Linked DNA regions of Homo sapiens: all the other regions are linked to region 1. A link is a contact called in ENCODE Hi-C or POLR2A ChIA-PET data. All regions are on one chromosome and are shown on one strand. The core of a region is the stretch at or near the end of the contact, and the rest is flanking DNA. Distances in the headings are between cores, read along the strand shown.

Evidence for each region. A loop is a pair of places that touch in the nucleus more often than their neighbours do. ChIA-PET counts read pairs that join two places held with the same protein, here RNA polymerase II (POLR2A). Pooled maps may share reads with other maps.
Region 2: a map of naive thymus-derived CD4-positive, alpha-beta T cell shows a loop between it and region 1 (25-fold over the local background). The contact joins the promoter of XPO1 here to the promoter of AFTPH in region 1. A Hi-C loop is called at or near these places in 2 of 168 maps with a recorded cell type or tissue (both naive thymus-derived CD4-positive, alpha-beta T cell) and 9 of 50 pooled maps. POLR2A ChIA-PET finds 5 or more read pairs at or near these places in 1 of 52 experiments (Caco-2).
Region 3: a map with no recorded cell type shows a loop between it and region 1 (12-fold over the local background). The contact joins the enhancer-like site here to the promoter of AFTPH in region 1. A Hi-C loop is called at or near these places in 1 of 37 single-sample maps with no recorded cell type. POLR2A ChIA-PET finds 5 or more read pairs at or near these places in 1 of 52 experiments (WTC11).
Region 4: a loop to region 1 is called in a pooled map, with 3 times the contacts of the local background. The contact joins the enhancer-like site here to the promoter of AFTPH in region 1. A Hi-C loop is called at or near these places in 1 of 37 single-sample maps with no recorded cell type and 2 of 50 pooled maps. POLR2A ChIA-PET finds 5 or more read pairs at or near these places in 2 of 52 experiments (GM10248 and H1).

What each region holds. Positions count from the first base shown.
Region 1 is chr2:64,523,046-64,525,593 of GRCh38, forward strand. AFTPH (aftiphilin) reads left to right here and starts at 1,283. Exons shown (of 10, transcript NM_203437.4): 1 at 1,283-1,567. It overlaps AFTPH-DT (AFTPH divergent transcript), which reads right to left and starts at 1,110. Exons shown (of 1, transcript NR_136167.1): 1 at 1-1,110. It overlaps MIR4434 (microRNA 4434), which reads left to right and starts at 2,468; the gene lies at 2,468-2,520. RefSeq lists enhancers at 840-1,059, 1,161-1,661, 1,662-2,162 and silencers at 1,260-1,419, 1,450-1,529, 1,540-1,789.
Region 2 is chr2:61,537,073-61,539,620 of GRCh38, forward strand. XPO1 (exportin 1) reads right to left here and starts at 1,284. Exons shown (of 25, transcript NM_003400.4): 1 at 490-1,284. RefSeq lists enhancers at 1,009-1,268, 1,837-2,548 and a silencer at 1,759-1,898.
Region 3 is chr2:62,128,430-62,130,977 of GRCh38, forward strand. The region is part of intron 2 of COMMD1 (copper metabolism domain containing 1); the gene reads left to right. Among named protein-coding and RNA genes, the nearest start is that of B3GNT2, 66 kb to the right of the region's middle. RefSeq lists a silencer at 1,171-1,371 and an enhancer at 1,222-1,271. Within about 2 kb of position 1,287, at least 3 of the 41 ENCODE cell types and tissues checked have a DNase peak (open chromatin) inside an H3K27ac peak, as active enhancers do.
Region 4 is chr2:62,305,631-62,308,178 of GRCh38, forward strand. No RefSeq gene overlaps it. Among named protein-coding and RNA genes, the nearest start is that of MIR5192, 100 kb to the left of the region's middle. RefSeq lists enhancers at 1-181, 182-707, 273-342, 383-452, 1,173-1,462. Within about 2 kb of position 1,286, at least 18 of the 41 ENCODE cell types and tissues checked have a DNase peak (open chromatin) inside an H3K27ac peak, as active enhancers do.

The sequences.
Region 1 (2,548 bases), core at 33-2,532:
GCAATTGATACTCCCATTTAAAGTGATGCAGTCTCCGTATATCTTACAGCGATTGAATAGTAAAGAGACAAATGCGGGTCCATTGGAGCGCTCCGAGTTAATTTGTCTAGAACATTGCAGAGGCGGGATAAATCGTGATGAACTGCTATTGTCCTTATCTTTCTCCTGATTTGTATAATTCCTCCACCCAAAGGGGTGGACACTTCTCTGTGCCTGAGGGGATGTTTTCCATTCTTGTTTCTTTGCGTAACTGCTGAGCTTTGCTGTTTTGGAACTATTTTAAATTATTCAAATTACTGATGCAGACGTTTGGCAAATATGGGCAGAATGAGGGGCCGGCGGGGGTCATGATTTGTAGGACCCCGGGCTCATCATCCGAGACAGTAATCATAATCCTGTAGCCTTGTAGTCTGATTGTTACACTGGCAGGTGTTCTAACAGATATTCATTGTAAAGGAGGAGGAAAGGTAATATTTTTATTACCTTTATATAAATAACAGTTGATTATATAAATAATCAACTGTTCAGGACTGATGATGGAAACAAAATCGGTTACGACCTCTGTTCCAGAAATGCGTTTGAATGCATAAGTTTATGGTGATCTCTTTAGCTTCACTAGATATTCTCCGTAAGGGTCTATGAAAAACGACCACCTTCTCCATCCATTAGCCAAATTCCGGACTACTATTTTCTTGTCGGTCTCGAAGACGATTTGTCAGTTTGGCGGCTGCTTTCCCACCTTAAATTCTATTTATCGCAACCTCTTGTTATTTGTTAAATATCAGCTTCTTCCTCTGTCGGCATAAATTTAAAAAGAGGAAGAGACAGGCTGTGAATGAAAAAGTCGTTTTTCGGGGCGAAAAGGGCAAGCTGACGAATGCTCTCTAGTAGGTTTTTGGTAAAAATGTGGTTCTATATTTCCAAACCTTTACAATTTTATTTGGAGAGCAAGAGACTTAATCCGGTCTTGAGCTGAACGTTAACCGGCTGAAAGGAGCACCTGTCCTTCGCCAGGAGCGCAGCCTCAACCGGCGCCTGAGTGCGGGAAGACGTCTATCCCCCTACAGCTCTATGACTCGCAAGGAAGTAAAAGGAAAGGGCAGCTTGCCCGCACCCAAAATGGCGGTCGGCGCTCTGCACGACAGCGCCTGCGCAGGGATAAGCGTTCTGTGACACCAATTCCCCTGGAGTGTCCTCCCCCACCCCACAGCACCCACCAGCGCCCGGTCCCGACCTAGCCACCTGCGCCCGGAAGTGACGTGTCGGCGGCAGCGGTTCCCCCGCTGCATGATGGGAGAGTGTGTGGAGTGGGCGGGGGGTCTCCGCGGAGGAGGTGGAGGAGGCGGCGGCGGCGGCGGAAGAGGGCGGAGGGTAGTGGGATGGGGGTCCCGCGGCAGCGGTGAAACTCCGGGTGGGCGTCCATGGTGCTGCTGCGCTGACAGGGCTGTGAGCAGCCGGCCTTCCGCTCTCACCAGTTCCGCGTCGGAATAGACGGTCCTTCCCCGGGGAGTCAGTTCCTCCCCGGGCCCCTGAGCCATGCCCATCGCAGCCGCCCCGAAGGAGCCAGGTAAGCGCCGCCGCTCCGCTCCCCTAGCTGCGCCGGGGAAAGAGGGTGCGGGGACCAGGCCCGGCCCAGCAGCCAGACCCTCACCCGGGCCGGGAGCATCTGCCCGCCGCGGAGCCGGGAGCTGTGAGGACGGAGCTGGCTCTGCGGGCCTGCGGGCTCCCGGCTCTGCTCTCTTCTGCGGCGAGTGCGGGAACGCCGCTGGTGGCGCCCGAAGCGCACGGCCCCCTCCTCGCCATCCCGGGCACCGGCCGGGTAAGTGGGAGTCCTTCCCTCCCCGGCCACCGCCGGCTCTCCCTGCCCCTTTGCTTCCACCTCCCAAAGCTCCGCGCTGGCTGCGTTCTCCAGGGAGCTGTTCAGAAGTTTGGGGCTTTGCTTGGGCTTCTTCGCTCTCCTTCCCCCTCCCTCGTGACAGGTGTAAACACTGCCTCCTTCACCGAGGCCCGAGGCTGGCCGCGACCTGAGTGTGCTGCTTCCAAGGGTCTCTGAAGCAAGCGAATTTGGAATCCTCCAACAGGCAGAGGGGACAGCCCCAAAGCTCACGCATCCCTTCCTCAGAGTACCTTTTCTGCTGTCTTCTTGCACTCTTCAAGAAATTATCTGCGTCTCCTCTCCAGTTTGCGTTTGAAAAGTTGGACCATATTCCTTAAGTGCCTGGTTTGGCAGGTGCTGCGTCTTGCTTGGGGCAGAGGCAGAGTATGGAGTGAGGGGTGGTAGGGTCCTTGCTCTATTAGGAAAGTAATGGGGATAGCAAGGTTTTTTTTTCCTTGTTGCTTTGTGCAAGTTATAGCTTGGTTATACTGAATCTTTTCTGTTGGGGCCGAGGGAAGAACTGACTCATACATGTAAATTTTTTACTGGGCGGGGGGATGAAACAAAAGTAATGGTTCCGTTTCAAAGTTCTCACTTTAGGAGAAGTAAAGTAGAACTTTGGTTTTCAACTTTTCCTACAGTGTAAGTCTTCCTTCCACCTCCTATTCCGAG
Region 2 (2,548 bases), core at 34-2,533, 3.0 Mb before region 1:
CAGGGAGTCGGCAGCCCCTCCCTCCCCCATCCCAAGCTCTCCACCGAGGGGGCCACGTGATGCAGGCGGACGTTTCAATGCTGCTGCACTAAATATTTCTGGAAACTTCCACTCCTAATAATTTACAGAGATGTTCCTGAAATCACCCCAACTTCTCCCCAGCCCCAGGGGCTGGGGAACCCCTCCCACCCCGCGCGGGGCCCCGCTTCACTATCACACTCCTCGCCTTCCTCCACCGCCACCCGCACACGCGAATGACCCAGCAAGCGCTCCCCTCCCGAGGCCGCCTCCCCGCCTCCATCCCCCAGCGGCAAAAGCGGCTCCATTCAATCGCAGGCTCCGCTGTGGGCCCGCCGCGCCCCCGGCCCGCCCGCCGCCTCCCGGGCTCGCTTCCCGCGGCCGCCGCCGCCGCGCCCCACGCCGGCCTCCTCCCGCCCGCCCGGCCGCGCCGCCGCCCGACCCTCGGCCCCGAAGACACAGTCGACTTACCCAGAGATTGAACCAACTGCTCCTTCCTTCCTCGTTGGGGGATTAGGGCGAGGGAAGGTGGGGAGGGGGGAGAGGGGACGAATCAAGGTGGGTTTCAGTTTTCCCACCTCAAAAAAGGAAATTAAAAAAACGGACAGGAAAAGGGCAAAAAGAGCTCAATAATATTTACTATTTCAGGGACGCTTCCCCCAACACACACACACACACACACACACACACACACCCGCCCCCCCCCAAAAGGGGAATTAATCTGGGGAATAAATGCTCCCGCCCGGCTGGGGAGTGAGGGAAGGGGGAGGGAACGGGGTCAAGTCCCAAAGATTCAGCCCCAGGGGGACCCTCCAGCCACAGGCAGCAGCAGAAGCGGCAGGAGTAGGGGGTGTAGAGTCCACACGGCCGGGGAGACGCTCTGCTGCCAGTTGCAGTCCGACTCCCCCCTACCAAAACACGGCTCCCTCTCTCACGCGGCTCCGGCGCTGGCCCCCCCCCCCCCAAGGCTCGCCTAAACTTTCCCCCCTTCTCTTGTTCCTCAGCGACTGGTGGTTCCCCCCTCCCCCTCTGGGTGGTTGCACGGACTGCAGCAGCAAAGACTGGAACAGGCACCGCCGCCGGGGCTGTAGCTACTGTTGCTCTTGCTGATGCTGTAGCTCCCGCTGCTCCTGCCGCGGCCGCTGCAGCCGCTTCTCCCCCTCCTCCTAGTGCCTCAAACTCGGAACCGGTTGAAACCGGTTCAGACTGGGAGATTCCATCTCGGTTGAGTTTTCAGCCCATGGCGCCGCGGAGCGTTTGGAACCTGGGCCTCCGCCCCCAGCCCGCCCTCCTATTGGTCAGTTCCAGCTACAGCCGCGCCATGAGCCTATCTCTCATTGGCCCGAGCGCCAGTCAATCCCGCCTCACGGCTCCACACGAGCCCGCCGCTTCGGCCCCTACCTCTTTTCAGCAGCGATTTGCCCGCAGAGTGGGGGAGGGGAAGTGGGGAGGGTCGAAAGGCAAGAGGAGAGGGGTGGAGGAGGAGGAGGTGGGACGAAGAGCAGGGATGAGTAGAAAAGAGAGCGAAGGAAAGCCGCGTGGAGGATTCGTTCGAACGAGCTGTCAATCAAGAGCAGCCCGCCCTCGAGCTCTCGACTTCCCTTCCCCCTGCGGCCCTCTCCCTCCCGGTGCCTAGTTCGCAGGCCCGGCCTTTCTCGCCCGCTCATTGGCTGGGCCTCTTCGGTGACGGAGAGGGTGGGGCGCAGCTCGTGAGCTGGTGGCGGCGCGAGTTTGATCGGGGCGCGCGGCAGCGTTCTCTTTGCTTCCCCCGGACTCGGCCGGCCCGCCCCCACCGGCTCCCGCCAACCTGCGGGGGCCTGAGCCCGCGGGAATCAGGATCCGCCCTTCGGATGGGGGCTGCGTTCGGAAAAGGGAGGGCACACCCAGTTTTGAACTCTGGAAGGGGTGGAGAAAAGAGGGAAAAAGAACGCTTCCGAGGCCAATTTTAGGCCCCAGACCTCTCTAATCCATTTTAGAGGCCTGGTTTTGGGGCCAGGTAGCTGAGAGAGGGGTTGGGGTGAGGCGCAGGGCGTGCATTCTTGGCGCCTCGTGATCTTCTCAGGGTGTCGGAAAAGATATCGAAATACTTCTTGGGAAAGTCTCCTTAAAATTTCAACTCTGTCTCTCCAGGCTGGAATTTGGCTGCTTCAACAAGCAACCTTTCCTGAAAACCAAAACATTGTAATCCCAAGTGATTGGTTTGACAGCGCATGTTTTGGCTGGCTGAGCTTGCATGCCAACTGCGTCCCACCTGGTGCCCTTGATCTGCAACACTCAGATTTTCCTTTTACCCTAGCTGCACTTCACGTACTAAATCATCATCAAATAGTATTTTCTGTGAAAGTCACATGCACGTTGCCTTTCACGTGGTTGCCTCTCGTTTGTTCCCAAGCGTCCTCCAAATCAGCTTTACAGATTGTTCTTTGCTTAAGAGCAAATAGCCCACCAAAATTTACTAGGCCCTTTGTGCCACCAAGAGGTAGATAAATGATTTATTGAATTAATAACAATTTTCTTTAGCAAATGTTCA
Region 3 (2,548 bases), core at 37-2,536, 2.4 Mb before region 1:
TTCAGGGCATGGTCATGGGCAAAGATTTCATGACGAAATCACCAAAAGCAATTGAAACGAAAGCAAAAATTGACAAACGGGATCTAATTAAAGAGCAAATTCTTAATGAAATCTCATCTTAGTTGTTGATGTTGTTGTTCTTCCTCCTCCTTCTCCTACTCTTCTGCCTACCTCCCTCCCTCCCTCCTTCCCTTCCTTGCATTCTTAAGATATCAAAGTGCTACCATATAAGATATTTCAAGACCAGGCACGGTGGCTCACGCCCGTAATCCCAGCACTTTGGGAGGCCGAGGCAGGTGGATCACGAAGTCAGGAGATTGAGACCATCCTGGCTAACATAGTGAAACCCCATCTTTACTAAAAATACAAAAAATTAGCTGGGCATGGTGGCACACGCCTGTAGTCCCAGCTACTTGGGAGGCTGAGGCAGGTGAATTGCTTGAACCTGGGAGGCAGAGGATGCAGTGAGCCGAGATCACGCCACTGCACTCCAGCCTGGGCAACAGAGCGAAACTCCATCTAAAAAAAAAAAAAAAAAAATCAGTATCAAATGGTAATAGAAAATATCAAATATTGGTTCTAGCTTATCCTATTATTTAATACTTGGAGGGCAACCTTCTTACCAACCTAGGCATGATGACAGGCCTTGCTCTGCTCAACCTTGGAGTTTGTATTTGGTGATTCTATGCTTCGGCAGTCTGAAGAGACTTAGCTTTATGTGTGTACTGTTGGCTTTGTGAACCAGAAGAAATAGTGATTGAGACCAGTAAATAAAATAGGAAATGAAGAAACGATACCCTACATAGAAAATATTGGAAATATCAGAAGAATTAATATAATAACCTCTCTCTCCTCTTGCCTGAACCCAACTGTAAGGAGTGACACAATTTTTTGAGAACAGCCCCACAGGACATGGAATAAGACAGAGAAGGGAAGATAATGAATAGGAAAGGACAAATGGAAAATAATCAGCACAGTTTTCAGGAAAATATAAAATTTTAATTGGGGCCAGTGGTTCCTTAGGAAGGAAGTTGGGTGATCTTTTGCTACAGAGAAGCTATTTCTGGGATTCCAGGTCTCTTGAAGTAAAGGAGCAGTATCAATGATAATTGTAAGAAAGCCACAGAAAGTGTGGGAATGAGTGGTGAACACAGGTTTACTTATGAAGATGTTTTGAACTTCTCTGGCAGGCAATGTTCAGTGCTACTGGGTTTCTTATTTATTATTTAATTGCCCTTCAAGGAGCCATTGCCAATTTTAATGTCTGCCATATGTGTTCATTCTTGAGTGCTTGCTCTCCCTCTTCCTCTTTCTCTCTTTCTCTCCCCTCCTTCCGCTGTGGTTAAACACAGAAGACAGTTGCAGAGTTGTGGGTCAAAGGGTTATTTTAAGCATATGAAAGGACAGCCCAAACAGAGGATAGGCTTTATGGCCAAAGTTTGTGCTCAATAAAGAGTCCCTTTGAGCCGGGCGCCGTGGCTTACGCCTGTAATCCCAGCACTTTGGGAGGCCGAGGCGGGTGGATCACGAGGTCAGGAGATCGAGATCATCCTGGCTAACACGGTGAAACCCCTTCTCTACTAAAAATATAAAAAATTAGCCGGGCGTGGTGGTGGGTGCCTGTAGTCCCAGCTATTCAGGAGGCTGAGGCAGGAGAACGGCGTGAACCCGGGAGGCGGAGCTTGCAATGAGCCGAGATCGCGCCAGTGAGCGAGACTCTGTCTCAAAAAAAAAAAAAAACAAACAAAAAAACAAACAAGAGTCCCTTTGTGTCAACAAATGAAATTAAAAGAAAAATCTGGGGTAATAAGCTTTATGAAACATAGCCAGCTTTATGTGACTTTTTTTTTTTTTTTCTTTTTTGAGATGGAGTCTCAATCTGTCGCCCAGGCTGGAGTGCAGTGGCGCAGTCTTGGCTCACTGCAACCTCCCTCTCCCAGGTTCAAGTGATTCTCCTGCGTCAGCCTCCCAAGTAGCTGCGATTACAGGTGCACACCTATGTGGCCTTTTTGAATCAGTATTGGTTAGTGAAATTCTAAGGCATCCTTTCCCACTCTCACCCTCCATCCCCCAAATTTATCATTTTTAAAAGAAAACACAAGACATTAGAGCCAACATTGCCAATGTTGTATTATAATCCTAAATATGATCCATAAATTAGAGGATAAAGCGTTGTGAAAATTTTGCATGGGAAGTAGTATTACTGTAGAAAATATAGGACTGTTGTTTTATTTTATGTTGAATTTGTTCTAAATGGTTCTATTCAAGTATTTAATATGTGATAAGTCTTTTATTTTCTAGTTTAAGCATTTTGTCACTGTAGTATTGTTTTGCAGAAGAATTGCTCAGAACCTAGTTAAGGAGGTTTTTAAAATGGACAATAATACTCAAAGAGGTTATTTAGTGTGTAGATGGATAAAACCAAACATTTGCTTACTAACAGCCTTCAGTTATTCTGTAAACTAATAATCAATTATGCTCTCTAACCTTGCTAGGAAGTGAGTTAAAGCTAAAGCATTAAAGATTTAGGCTTGACCAGTAAGTTTCC
Region 4 (2,548 bases), core at 36-2,535, 2.2 Mb before region 1:
CAGAGGCCAGACGGGACAGGGAGAACTGGAGCTTCTGAGTCTTATTATCCAACCAGCCAGGCAGTGGGGGTGGGCTTCGCTCTTCTCTGCAGAGAGGCCTCCAGAAGCAACCTTATCTCAGGCACAGCTTATGAAGCTCTTTCCTGTGAGCCAGCCACCAGTGTGCTCAAATCTTAACAAACAGCATGACCTTTACTTAATAAAGGCCTGGGGGAAAGCCAGGGCAAGCGTTCCCACTTTAAAGTGCTTCATAAACGACGTGGCACCTGCAGTCACAAGGATGACATGATTAGCCTGCTGTCACCTGAGTCATTTTTTCCAGATGTGGTGAGGGGCAAGGCAGCCAGCTGGTGTCATGGAAAAAGCTCTGGATTCGAGTCTCGGTCAGATGTTGGCTACCCACTCAAACTGCTGCCGTGGCAGCCCTGCCTCCTTGCACGGCCGTTTCACATCTCTGATGTGGGAGATGAAGAGGGGTATGATCCATGCCTGGTATTTTGCAAACAGAATGCATGCATTCATAGATATGAGAGCACTGAAAAAACCCAAGCTCTTGATTCGGCAGCCAGACTGTGTAGGGGGATGTTCACTAGACTTGGTGTTTAAAGACTCAGGTAGGATCCAAGCTAATTCTATTTTTTTTTTTTTTTTTTTTTTTTTGAGACAGAGTCTCCCTCTGTCACCCAGGCTGGAGTGCAGTGGTGCGATTTCGGCTCACCGCAACCTCCACCTCCCGGGTTCAAGCAATTCTCCTTCCTCAGCCTCCCAAGTAGCTGGGATTACAGGCATAAGCCCCCAGCCTGGCTAGTTTTTTGTCTGTTTGGTTGGTTGTTTTTGTTTTTGTTTTTGTATTTTCAGTAGAGATGGCATTTCACCATGTTGTCCAGGCTGGTCTCGGACTCCTGACCTCAAGTGATCCGCCCACTTCAGCCTCCCAAAGTGCTGGGATTATAGGTGTGAGCCACCATGCCCAGATGGATCCAAACTAATTCTTAGTCATGTAAATCTAAGCAAGTGACTTAGTGTCTCCGGATCTCAGTTTTCTCCACTGTGGAATGGAATGGTTATAATCACCCTGCACCCGGCTCTCCTGAGAGGTAGATGAAATCAGATGGGGATGCATGGGAAGTGCTGTGGGGGCGGCGTACTCCGATGTTATTTGATGCTGTCTAAGGTTAAGCCTTCTTATTTGGGCTACTAGGGCAGAGCCCATCTGGGCCTCCCAAGTCCATTCTCTTTCAAGAGAAGAGAGCAGCTGCCAGTTGCCCTGGTAACCCAGACCAGCAGCAGGCTTCCTGCAGGGACTTTCCTGCCCTGGCACAGTTGTCAGTTTCCCTTCTCAACCTTAGCTGAGGCCGAAAGTGTGGTGGAGACACAGGTTTCTCAAGCAGGGCCCTCAGCAGAGCACACCGTGCCCACTGGCATTATTGCCACAACTTCTCCTTGCTTTGTGGAAGAGAATCTGGTTACACATCTTACTGGTTTTTCTGCTTTCTTTCTGTGACTCATCATGTTTGTGAATATTTCAGGTAAACACTTGGAGGGGGCAGCCTTCTTGGCTCAGTTTTCTGCTCTCTGTGTTCTCTGTGCCAGGCTGGTGACCCTCCTCTCTGTGTCCAGCCCCCTGTCCCCTGGAAATAGGTAAGGCATCTGAGATTGCTGGCTGCCTCGTCTGTCTTCAGCCAGGACCTGAGGGGTTTGTCTCTGTAGCAGTGGAGTTCATTCACTGCTATCCTTTGTGAAGAGTGGAAGCTGCCCATTTCTCCCCTGCCCTTCCTGACAGGAAACTAGCACTGGCTGAAATTTCTCCAGGGCTGACCTGCCTCTCGGTGTCCTGGTCCCATGTTCAATATAAAAGTCCTATGAATCGCCACAGTCTTCAGGAGTAACACTTCCTATTCCCAGAAAGTCAGGACCAGCCTGGGAGGACTTCGCACCTTCCTGGGATTTGCTCTTTTGACCATCCCCTATCTGTTTTCCTGTAATTATCTGCTGTGAAACTTACAAAACTAAAATGCCATGAGTGCTTATCTACGGGGCAACCAAAAAAGAGAAGGCCTTGAACCTGAGTCCCTCTGTACATGTGGGTTTCTATGAGGGGTGGGTAGGCACTGCCTGATGAGGGGGCAAGAAAGCCTAGAGCTGACAGGGCACCAGGGAGGGGCCGAGGAGCCTGCCTAGCAAGGAGACCTGTGGGCGAGTCCCTGATCTGTGCCAGCCAGGAAGTTGTAGAAGGCAGGGAGCAGTTGCCATGCTTATGTGATTCTTGTAGGAGTGGTCCCTGAGATTAGTTGGAAAGGCCCTTTATCAAGGATCGGAGCGCTATCCAAACTCTTGGTTCACAGGAATAATAAGTGTAAAAGCATGTAACATCCCTCGTAGCTGTCCTTTATCGACGTTTCCTCTGTGCCCTGCCTTATCTCATGCTCATGTTAAACCTGGGAGGTGGTAGTTTTATCATCACCATTTTACAGAAAAGGAAAACCAAAGAGCAACCACGTGGGCTAGGAATGTCGCATCCGAGTGGCTTTTACAGAAGCGTGCTAGA